4 separate regions of the Homo sapiens genome follow, and regions 1, 2 and 3 are each linked to region 4. Evidence: chromatin contacts called from ENCODE Hi-C or POLR2A ChIA-PET data. All regions are on one chromosome and are shown on one strand. The core of a region is the stretch at or near the end of the contact, and the rest is flanking DNA. Distances in the headings are between cores, read along the strand shown.

Region 1 (2,700 bases), core at 34-2,533, 500 kb before region 4:
CAGCCTACACACCAGGGCCCCCACTGAGGGCATTTGCAGAGTCTGGGGAGATGGGAAACCGGGAGCTCCTGAGAGGGACTCTCTTGCAGGCAAGTGAGGATCACTTTCCAAACAGGCAGGCCATATGGAGCATGGGTACCCCTTCTGTGCAGAAGGAGACACCACAGTGTCTTGCAGCAGAAGCCCATGCTCGCTCTGTGCTCGTTCTTCAGGAGGCACAGGGATCAGTGCTAGGCCTCTTAAGTCAGAGAGATCTGGGTTCAGCACAGAGGAAAGTCCTATAACCTCTCACAGCCTTATTTTTCCCATCTGCTTAATGGGATATCACAGGTAGCTCATAGGGTTGTTGGCAAAGTTGAAGGAAGTGAACACACAGCATTTAGCTCAATGCATGGCCCATGGGAAATGCGCAGTGAACATTTCCTTTGGTTGCCATTGAGTAGCCCCTGGAACAGAGGACTAGGGGGTGTCCTTCAGGATGAGCTTCCTCATGGTCCTCTCCTGTGGGAACAGTGTGCTGGTGAAGGCTGTATTCCCGATGCCATGGGGCATGACAGGCATGAGGAAATGACATCTGGAAATGGTCCTTAAACCAGGGCCCTAGGCAGGGAGCCAGGAGTGTGCAAACGTGGTGGCACATCTTTCAGAATGTCAGTTCAACTCTAATTCTACAGGAAAGTATTTTTTTATCATTATATTTCATCAACTCTAAGATGCCATTTATCAGAAAATACATTGTTATTTTATGTAACACTGAGAAAAAGCACTGCCAATTAAACTACAGCCACTGTGGATTCTAAGACATCCTGATTTTAAAGATGTTACAATGGAAGTGGGGGTGAGTGCAGCTTAGAATTAATAAAATACAGTAGGGCAAAAATAGAGTATCAAGGAAAATTTGCATTAATTTTTAAGATAAAGCATGAAATTTGAAGAGTCACAGAAAGCTCTTGTGGTAGCCTCAGAAGGTGCAGGTATGTGTGAACTTGCCAGCCCATCAGGGCAACTCTGTTTAAAGAGCTGAGAGCAGCTGGGGCTTAATCTGCCTCTAAGTTCAGATGGGAAGCAGGAGGGAAGGAAGTGGCCCAGACTTCAGAGCACCCATTGTCATTCAGGGGCCTGAACATCCTCAGGGAGCCCCAGTGACCTCAGGGCCCCTGGTGAATCATTTGTGTTCACTTCACTTAGAAGGAAAATCAACATACAGCACTTTCAGGAGGAGAAGAGGTGTCATGAAACCAAGCAAACAATGGCTACACCTCCAAGAGGGTGGGAAACCACAGGACGGCACCACCCTGTAAGAGAGGCAGCTTCCTGTGACTTGTTGTCTTTCAGTACAGCCTGCATGACCCATGAGCAGCACATCTTCTAGCGGGGGCCCAGCCCTGGTGTTTTGGTGTTTGGGTGGAGATTCAGGGAGAAAACCAGGCTTGACCCTCTTGCCCTTAAGAATTCCTGCGCATCTCAGGTCTGTCAGAAGGGATCTGGTTACACTAACTTCTTGCCAGAGCCCTCCCCACCTGCATATCACTACGTAGGGACGGACTCTGGGCAGTTGTGGTGTTGTCAAGGAGTGACGCCCTGGTGTGGTGACCAGCCTTCTGCCACCTCCTTGGCAGGGAAGTGAAATCACACCTCCAAGCCCTGTTGAGATTGTCCATCTCCTCTCAGGCCAGTGGTGATGGCCTGTCCCCTCTGATGGACTAATAATAGGGTGGTGATAATGGTGCAATAATGGTCAAATTCAGTGGAGCAGTTTTATTTTCAGACTGCTGTGTCGTGGGGTTAGGAGTGGAGGATAAGCCTTAGGTCATGGGACTTGCAGGTGGAGGAATGGAGGTGAGGAGACCAAGTGATCCACTGGGGTGATAGCTAGTGGCAGACCTGAGTCTAGAGCCATGCAGTGCAGGGAGAGGGCCCAGAGAGGAGCAGAAAGCAGTGACCCAGCCCTGAGAACACACTCTGGGCTGGCAGGCTGAGGGAACTGGAGGCTAGAAGAATAGTCACTGGGCCGAGGAGCAGCATGCTCTAGGCTGGGTGCACGGAGCTGCAATCATGGAGGGCCTGGACCTCCATGAGTAGATTTATTTAATGATGCTTTTTCTTCATGCAAAAGTGATATGTGATCACTGTAGAAGATGCACATCAACAAAAGAAGAAAAAAGCTAGCCTATACCCCTGTCATCTGGAATTAACCAGTGCTGACCTTTTGTTTGTTTCCTGTAACTTACAAAAATGGGATAATTTTGTATTATGTTGATTATGGTGAGTACCTTTCCTAGTTATTAAGTATTCCATTGTAAATGTATTTCATAATTTATTTAACTAATTCCCTGTCATTGGATATATTGGTTGTTTTCAGGTTCTCATTATTAAAAATAATATTGCAATCAAATGAATATCCTTGTAGCTAAATTTTTGCACACATTCATGATTATTTCTAAAGCATAAATTCTTAGAAGTGGAATGCTGAGTCTAAGAGTGTGCTGTTTTTGAGGCTTTTGATACTCATTGCTAAATTGCCCTCTAGAAATATTGTTCCAATTAATACTCCCATCAGGAGTGTATGAGAGTGGCTGTTTTCCCAACTCTGGCCAATATCTCACCAAAGATTGTCAGATATTTGATGATTTAATAAGTTCAAATGTTATCTTATTTTAGTTTTCATTCTTATGATTACTAATAAGGTTGAACATTTCG
Region 2 (2,704 bases), core at 116-2,615, 430 kb after region 4:
TGGGAAGACACAGTTTAGCCCATAACAAGTTTATTCTGTTCACCCTGGTGTGGCCAGGGTAGCTTGCCGGCTTCCTTTCTGGCACATGTGGGTACATGTTCCTCTGAGCTTTCCCTCAATGTCTTCTTTTTCTAACTTCTTATGAAGATATTTAAACATGTGGTAGAATACATACCTATCCATGCACCCACCCTCACCTAAATTCAGGACTGGCTAATATTTGCCAAGTGTCATTTATTTACACATGCACATGTAGGAGACCAGAATATGCTTCCCGTAAATATGAAGGATTGTCGAGCTGAAGACAATTAAGAAGGAGATGGAGAAAGCTCTCTGCCCTCCCTCTATTTGCCTAAAAGCAGGACATAGATTTCCAGAGACAAAAGATATCCTGGCCTCCTCTTCTACCAGGGAGAACAAAGGTTAACTACTAAAGACAGCATTGGACCGTTTGGGCCTGGAGGTGATACTGGAGGAAATCTACACCAAGGAGCTCTCCTAACCAGCCTTTATCTGCCAATTATTTGCCTTCCCACAAGTTGCCACCCCTAGAGACTCAAAGACTATTTACTATGCTTTCGGCTTCCACCAACACATGGGACAGAGCTGTTTCAGGATGGGACCTGGGTTAGGTTAATTCTAGCTTTTTCTGGGCTGTTAGGCTGGAAGTGGCTTCTCAGCAGCAATACCAGCTGGTCGCGAAGGCTTTCTCCAGCAGGGCCCGCCCACAGCCCGCTCCTGCTCTACCTTAGCAGTAGGAAAGCTTTGGCATCCCCAGACGACAGGCTCACCAAGAACTCAAGTGCTCATTCAATAAAACACACACAGCTGAAGGGAAAGTCTGTAATTTGAGTATGTGTGTGGGCAGAACAGTTTCCCACCCCAGCACACTTGATTATTTGTGCTAATGGGGCGGGGGCTGGGGAGGGGGAGTCTGGGTCCCCAGTGTGACCCCCAGACTATTTACACATGGAGGAGCTTTATCTGGCTTTGGGAAGTGTGAGGTCGAGAGGTGATAACTTAGGGTTCCTCCCTGGGCATCAGGGAATCCCTGAAATTCTGTGCACACGTTTTTAGGAGTGGCGATGTATATCTTCCTAGGGAGAGAGGCCCTATTTACTGTCAGATTTTTGAAGGGAGACCCTGACCCCTAAGGTTAAAAATCATTACTCTGTGACTAATCCAGATAAAGTTCTATTGGTTTAGTATTAACTTTAGCTAATTTAAAATAAGTTTACCTTTCCTAAGAGATTTCCGTTCAATTGGCTGGGGATTTGGCTAGGTGGTGGGAAAATGTTAAGTAGAGTGAAAAATGTATCACTGATTAACCAGTGGAAATTTATTACAGCAGTTAAGAGCCCTGGGTCTGGAGCAAAACTGCTGAGGTTTGAGGCCCCGTTTTGCTGCTCACTAGCTACATGATCTTGGGCAAGTTATTTAAGCTCTCTGAGCTTCAGTTTCTTCCTCTGCAGAATGGGGATGAAAGTGGACTACTACCTCATGGCATGTTTTGAGGATGAAATGAGCTAATAAACACAGTCTTCAGCCCTACATTAGGTAAGCCATTCTTATTATTTGTTCTATTATCTATCTATCTATCTATCTATCTATCTATCTATCTATCTATCTATCTATCTATCTTGAGACAGAGTTTAGCTCTGTTGCCCAGGCTGGAGTACAGTGGTGCAATCTCGGCTCACTACAACCTCCGCCTCCTGGGTTCAAGTGATTCTCCTGCCTCAGCGTCCAGAGTAGCTGGGATTACAGGCGTGGGTTACCACGCCCAGCTAATTTTTCTATTTTTTTTTGTAGAGACAGGCACCCTTGATTATTTGGCCCAGCTGGTCTCGAACTCCTGCCTTCTCGAACTCCTGATCTGGCCACCTCTGCCTCCAAAAGTGCTGGGATTACAGGCGTGAGCCACTGCACCTGGCCTATTTCTTATTTAACAAGGTGGAATTGTTATTGGTGGCAGCGCCTTTGTGGCAGGAAGATGTTAAGGCTATGTCCCCTACATCAGAGTAGGCTGGGTTCTCCCATCTCTCTGGGATTCCTCTCTCCTCCCAGACCATCTAAAGCCAGCTTGGTCTTCAGGCTGATTCAAGAAGTACTTTCTCAGTATCTCCCAGCACATTCCACACTCCAACCCAGTTTATCCCTCTCTTCTCAATAGCCTATAACCCCCACGTAAACAAATACCCACACGTATTATGTATATTAGAAATGGGCTGGGCACGGTGGCTCACGCCTGTAATCCCAGCACTTTGGGAGGCCGAGGTGAGGGGATCACGAGGTCAGGAGTTTCAGACCAGCCTGGCCAACATGGTGAAACCCTGTCTCTACTAAAAATACAAAAATTAGCTGGGCATGATGGCCTGTAATCCCAGCTACTCGGGAGGCTGAGGCTGGATAATTGCTTGAACCCGGGAGTCAGAGGTTGCAGTGAGCCGAGATCAAGCCATTGCACTCCAGCTCTAGGTGACAGGGCAAGACTCCATCTCAGAAAAAAAAAAAGAAAAAGAAATGGAGTACTTTTCCTATATCAGGCACTCTGTGTGTGTGTGCATACTTCTATATATAAAACTTCATTTGGTCCTTACAGCAACTCTGTGAGGCATACCTCATACCTTATTAGCCCAATTTTACAGATGGGGAAATTGAGGCACAGATAGGTAAGTGATTATACCTCAATCCACAAAGCTAG
Region 3 (2,700 bases), core at 27-2,526, 410 kb after region 4:
CAGTTTCCAACTGGGGGGCATGCCCCAGCCTGCGTGGGTACCCTGCCTAATTCTGGCATTCACTTACCCACAAATGTAAACCATGGACTCCTATATAAAATGTATCAGTGATAAAGTTGATGTTTTGATCCCATTTGCTTTTTTTTTTTTTTTTTTTTTGAGATGAAGTCTCGTTCTGTCACCCAGGCTGGAATGCAGTGGGGTGATCTCGGCTCACTGCAACCTCCACTTCCTGGGTTCAAGTGATTCTACTGCCTCAGCCTTCCGAGTAGCTGGGATTACAGGTGTGTACTACCACACCCAGATAATTTTTGTATTTTCAGTAGAGACAGGGTTTCTCCATGTTGGCCAGGCTGGTCTTGAATTCCTGACCTCAAGTGATCTGCTTGCCTTGGCCTCCTAAAGTGCTGGGATTACAGGAGAGAGCCACTGCTCCTGGCCAATCCCATTTGTTTTTATTTCTCCTTGCCCAGCTCTTAATTACTCAGAACTTGGGAAGGGAAGAGAGGTTTCCTCTATTATAGTCTCTCAAATCTCCAAACTATTAACTCATTTAATCCTAACAAAAATTCCATTAGAGGACAGGGAGCAATGGCTCATGCCTGTAATCCTAGCACTTGAGAGGTGCAGTTGGGAGGATCTCTTGAGGCCAGGAGTTCAAGACCATCCTGGGCAACATAGTGAGACCCTGTCTCTACCAAAAATTAAAAGAAAAAAAGAATTCCATTAGAAAAGTACTCTTATTATCCTCTCAGATGAGGAAACTGAGCATTTGGCCTTTTGGTTGAAATACAAATATTTGCTCTCAGTCCAGGATCAGATGAAATTAAAGCATATAAGAGTGTTTGCAAACTGTTAAAGCTATGTATACAGAAGGCAATGAGGGTGGTGGTTCTGGCTTTCACACCCACTGGCAGTAGGACTCTGAGCAAGTACTTTCCGGACTTTAGTTCCTTTATCAGGAAAGTGAGGGGTGGGAGAGGCTGATCTGTGCAGATCCTTCCTGTTCTAACGCCTGTGACCACGAATCAGTGATGACTAGCCATTGACTGTTTTCTCCTGGCTTCCTCTGCGTCATTGAGGACTTTTGGATGCTGACTTTTCCCGATTGAGCTAGGCCCAGTCCCTGGGGAACACAGGCCACCTGAAACTCCCCCTCGTTGAATGGGCTGGGCTCAGTCATCTGAGGTTTGCTGCTCGGTTGCCTTTGGTTGCTGCAGCAACATAACACACGCCCACACTTCCGTTTCTGAGAGTGCGATGAAGGCTGATCTCCTCCTGTCGGCCACAGGGGCTCTCCCAGGCCCTGCCGCTCACAGTACTTCCTGGCTTCCTCACAAGGCCACCCGAGGGGAGGGGAAAGAAACCCACTAGTCATTCCTCGGGGGTTGTGGGAGTTGAAGTGAATACTTCCCCGGAAAAAAAAAAAAAAGGCACATCTCCATCAGGTCAGCACTGAGGGGCTAAAATCTCAAGAGATTCAGACTCAGTATTAAGAGACTGATTTGGCTGGGCGCAGTGGCTCATGCCTGTAATCCCAACACTTTGGGACGCCGAGGCGGGCGGATCGCCTGAGGTCAGGAGTTTGAGACCAGCCTGGGCAACATGGTGAAACTCCGTCTCTACTAAAAATACAAAAAATTAGCTGGGTGTAGTGGCAGGCACCTGTGATCCCAGCTACTCGGGAGGCTGAGGCAGGAGAACTCCTTGAACCCGGGAGGTGGAGGTTGCCGTGAGCCAAGATAGTGCCACTGCACTCCAGCCTGGGCGACAGAGTGAGACTCTGTCTCAAAAAAAATAAAATAAAATAAAGACTGATTTAGAACAGTGTTTGTGAACAGGATTTCTGCTTGCTGACGCCGTTGGAAGAGCCTGTGTTTTTGAAATGATTGACGTCATGAAATCTAGTTTGGTCACCAGGATATGGGGTTGACAAAGACCTTGTGGCAGGCCTTTACTATAAGTTTCATCTAATTCTGAAATTCAGTGCTTTCACACCGGAAGTGAGCAAAATAACAAAGAACAGAAAGTGGAAAAAACATTCTGACCTAGTGGAAACTATCTTTTGCCCACCTGCATTCCTGCAAAATAGCAGTCAAATTAGCCCAGATATCTACCTTTGAGGGGGTCCCCAGATGGTGTATCTCCCAAAGGGATTTTGTCGATGAATTTAACGCCCCAGTTATTCAGAAGAGAGTTCTAAAGGCATTATTAGAGGAACCTGAGGTTGTTTCTCTCTGCCTCCATAACAAAATAGCTCACTCTTTTGCACACCTGAATAAAGAAACTACACTGGGATCAGGAAATAAGGGCAGAGCCAGGGCAAATTCCGAACCAATGCAAGAAAACCTTTAAATGCAATTGCCCGGATAGTTCTCCCATTGAGAGGAACAGGATGTGTGCTGGCTTTAGCCAAGAGGAATGGGCTAGATAAGATGAGCATAGATTTTGAACATGCAAAAGGGTGAGGTGACCAGAGGGAAAAGGCGAGCAGCCAGGATAAGAAGACTCCTCTGTCCTTCTGACCCTTGCCCTCACAGGACCTGCTCCTACCAGCAACCAGCAGACACTTCCTCACTTAGGTGGGGGACTGAGGCTGTGGCCCTTGATGGCATTGTTCCCAGAATGGAAAATGTGGGTGTTGGCAACCATATCAAAGGCCTCTGATTGTTTAGAAACCTTTACAGCTCTGATCACCAG
Region 4 (2,700 bases), core at 75-2,574:
GAGCTCAGGAGTTTGAGACCAGCCTGAGCAACGTGACAAAACCCTGTCTCCACCAAACAACAACAACAACAACAACAACAACAACAACAACAACAAACTGGGCTGGATGGCACGCTCCTGTAATCCCAGCTACTTGGGAGGCTGAGATGGGAGGATTGCTTGAGCCCAGGAGGTCAAGGCTGCAGTGAGCCATGATTGCACCACTGCATTCCAGCCTGGGTGACAGAGGGAGACTGTTTCAAAAAAAAACACAAAAAAACAAAACCATTACCTGGAAGAATTCTAACAGCACTATTATTCTCATTTTACAGATGAGGAACTGAGGCACAGAAATGTTCAGCAGCAGGCCCATTGTTTAGAGCTGATAGGTTGTAGAGCTGAGATTTAAAACTACCAAGTCGAAGCTTACAACTGTGCTATCTTACTTTTTTCAATTAAGAGTCATCCTTATGGAACTTTGGAGTTGGGAGTTCCTTAGCAATTACTTAATCTAACCCTTTCATTTTACTGATGAGAAAATTGAACCTTAGATAATAAGGGATTTATGACTTAGTCTCAGAGATAGGCAGGTAAACAACTAGCAGTGACACAAGGTGGAATAGAATGTTAACCAATAGAGGTACTGGCATTTACTGTGTGAAATTAAGGGAGGGATCATGTAATTCTGATGACTAGCCAAGAGCTTTTTTTTTTTTCTTTTGAGATAGAGTCTCGCTCTGTCACCCAGGCTGGAGTGCACTGGTGCAATCTTGGCTCATGCAACCTCCATCTCCTGGGTTCAAGCAATTCTCCTGCCTCAGCCTCCCGAGTAGCTGGGATTACAGGCGTGCGCCACCACAGCCAGCTAATTTTTGTATTTTTAGTAAGAGACTGGGTTTCACTATGTTGGCCAGGCTGGTCTCGATACCCTGACCTCAAGTAATCTGCCCACCTTGGCCTCCCAAAGTGCTGGGATTACTGGCGTGAGCCACCACACCCAGCCCCTAGTTGTATTAGCTATTTATTACCACATAACAAGTTACTGTGAAGCATAGTGGTTTAATGCAACATTTATCATCTTAGTTTCTGTGGGTTAAGAATTTGGAAGCAGTTGAGTGGGGTGGTTCTGGCTCAGGGTTGCAGTCATTTTGAAGGCTTGGCTGAGGCTGGAGGATCTGCTTCCAGGCTGTTGGCAGGAGGCCTTGCCTGTTGCTCTGTGGACCTCTTCTTGAATGTTCTCACAACATGTCAGCTGGCTTCATCAAGAGGGAGCAAGGAGGAAGCTGCGGTTACATTTTTATAACACACCCTTAGAAGACCTCACACTGCCACTTCTGCCACGTTTGTTAGAAGGGAGTTACTGGGTACAGCCCACACTCAAGGGAGAGTTCAGGTTCTGCCCTTTGAAGAGATGCAAATTAAGTAATTTGTGAACATATTTTTGAAACCACCACACTAGCTAAGCATATTGAGGAGGAGAAACAGTGGTGAAGAGTTAAAAGACGGGGATTCTAGACCCAGCTCTGCTGCTTGCTCCATAGGGAGGGAATGATTCATCCTTCCTGAATCTCTTATTTTCTCTAGGAAAATAGGATCATCAAACTGCACAGCCTGCTTTACAGTGGATTATAAGGGTGTCTTAGTCTGTTTACTGTTGCAGTAACTGAATTTCTGAGACTGGGGATCATCAAACTGCACAGCCTGCTTTACAGTGGATTATAAGGGTGTCTTAGTCTGTTTACTGTTGCAGTAACTGAATTTCTGAGACTGGGTTATTTATTTCTTCTTCTTCTTCTTCTTCTTTTTTTTTTTTTTTGAGATGGAGTCTTGTTCTTGTCTCCCAGGCTGGAGTGCAATGGCACAATCTTGGCTCACTGCAGCCTCCGCCCCCCGGGTTCAAGCGATTTTGCTGCCTCAGCCTCCCGAGTAGCTGGGATTATAGGTGCCGGCCACCACACCCAGCTAATTTTTTGTATTTTTAGTGGAGATGGGGTTTCACCATTTTGGCAAGGCTGGTCTTAAACTCCTGACCTCAGGTGATCCTCCTGCCTCGGCCACCCAAAGTGCTGGGATTACAGGTGTGAGCTACTGCGCCCGGCCGGTGATTTATTATTATTATTATTATTTTTGAGACGGAGTGTAACTCTGTCACCTAGGGTGGTCTCAAACTCCTGACCTCAGGTGATTCGCCCTCCTCAGCCTCCCAGAGTGCTGGGATTACAGGGGTGAGCCTGTTGCCCATCCTTAACCAGGGGTGGGCCTGGTTAAGACTGGGTAATTTATAAAGAAAAGGAATTTATTTCTTTCAGTTCTGCATGCTGGGAAGGCCAAGGTCAAGGGGTGCATCTAATGAGGACCTTCTTGCTGGTGGGGACTCTGCAGAGTCCCAAGGTGGCCTAGAGTATCACATGGTTAGGGGGCTGAGTGTGCTAGCTCAGGTCTCTTCCTCTTATAAAGCCACCAGTCGCACTCCCAGGATAATCCGTTAAAATTCGTTAACTCATTAATCCATGAATAGGTTCCATTCATGAGGGCAGAACCGTCATGACACAGTCACCTCTTAAAGACCTGCCTCATAATACCCACATTGGGGATTAAGTTTTAACGTGAGTTTCAGATGGGATAAACATTCAAATCATATCACAGGGTGGTAGCAAATAGATAAAGCGCGTAAGATAGGCTCTGTAAACTTTAATGTAGTATAGGGTTGGCTGGCAGACG

The links. Hi-C counts contacts between places; a loop is a spot of excess contacts on that map. ChIA-PET counts read pairs that join two places held with the same protein, here RNA polymerase II (POLR2A). Pooled maps may share reads with other maps.
Region 1: a pooled map shows a loop between it and region 4 (2.1-fold over the local background). The contact joins two enhancer-like sites. A Hi-C loop is called at or near these places in 3 of 50 pooled maps. POLR2A ChIA-PET finds 5 or more read pairs at or near these places in 3 of 52 experiments (AG04450 and activated T-cell).
Region 2: a loop to region 4 is called in a map of Ramos, with 2.0 times the contacts of the local background. The contact joins the promoter of LHFPL3-AS2 here to the enhancer-like site in region 4. A Hi-C loop is called at or near these places in 2 of 168 maps with a recorded cell type or tissue (A673 and Ramos), 1 of 37 single-sample maps with no recorded cell type and 5 of 50 pooled maps. POLR2A ChIA-PET finds 5 or more read pairs at or near these places in 4 of 52 experiments (OCI-LY7, activated B cell, activated CD4-positive, alpha-beta T cell and 1 more).
Region 3: a map of natural killer cell shows a loop between it and region 4 (3-fold over the local background). The contact joins two enhancer-like sites. A Hi-C loop is called at or near these places in 3 of 168 maps with a recorded cell type or tissue (A673, naive thymus-derived CD4-positive, alpha-beta T cell and natural killer cell), 15 of 37 single-sample maps with no recorded cell type and 13 of 50 pooled maps. POLR2A ChIA-PET finds 5 or more read pairs at or near these places in 11 of 52 experiments (B cell, CD8-positive, alpha-beta memory T cell, OCI-LY7 and 7 more).

The regions. Positions count from the first base shown.
Region 1 is chr7:105,848,139-105,850,838 of GRCh38, reverse strand. The region is part of intron 2 of ATXN7L1 (ataxin 7 like 1); the gene reads left to right. Among named protein-coding and RNA genes, the nearest start is that of ATXN7L1, 27 kb to the left of the region's middle. Within about 2 kb of position 1,283, at least 7 of the 41 ENCODE cell types and tissues checked have a DNase peak (open chromatin) inside an H3K27ac peak, as active enhancers do.
Region 2 is chr7:104,925,306-104,928,009 of GRCh38, reverse strand. It overlaps LHFPL3-AS2 (LHFPL3 antisense RNA 2), which reads left to right and starts at 1,365. Exons shown (of 4, transcript NR_027374.1): 1 at 1,365-1,557.
Region 3 is chr7:104,943,752-104,946,451 of GRCh38, reverse strand. The region is part of intron 1 of LOC101927902 (a long non-coding RNA gene); the gene reads right to left. Among named protein-coding and RNA genes, the nearest start is that of LHFPL3-AS2, 18 kb to the right of the region's middle. RefSeq lists enhancers at 794-863, 1,096-1,390, 1,184-1,493, 1,804-1,853, 2,494-2,553. Within about 2 kb of position 1,276, at least 37 of the 41 ENCODE cell types and tissues checked have a DNase peak (open chromatin) inside an H3K27ac peak, as active enhancers do; they include A673, B cell and natural killer cell, where a contact is called at or near this core.
Region 4 is chr7:105,350,900-105,353,599 of GRCh38, reverse strand. All of the region lies in intron 2 of SRPK2 (SRSF protein kinase 2), which reads left to right. Among named protein-coding and RNA genes, the nearest start is that of SRPK2, 37 kb to the left of the region's middle. RefSeq lists an enhancer at 1,167-1,246. Within about 2 kb of position 1,324, at least 27 of the 41 ENCODE cell types and tissues checked have a DNase peak (open chromatin) inside an H3K27ac peak, as active enhancers do; they include A673, B cell and natural killer cell, where a contact is called at or near this core.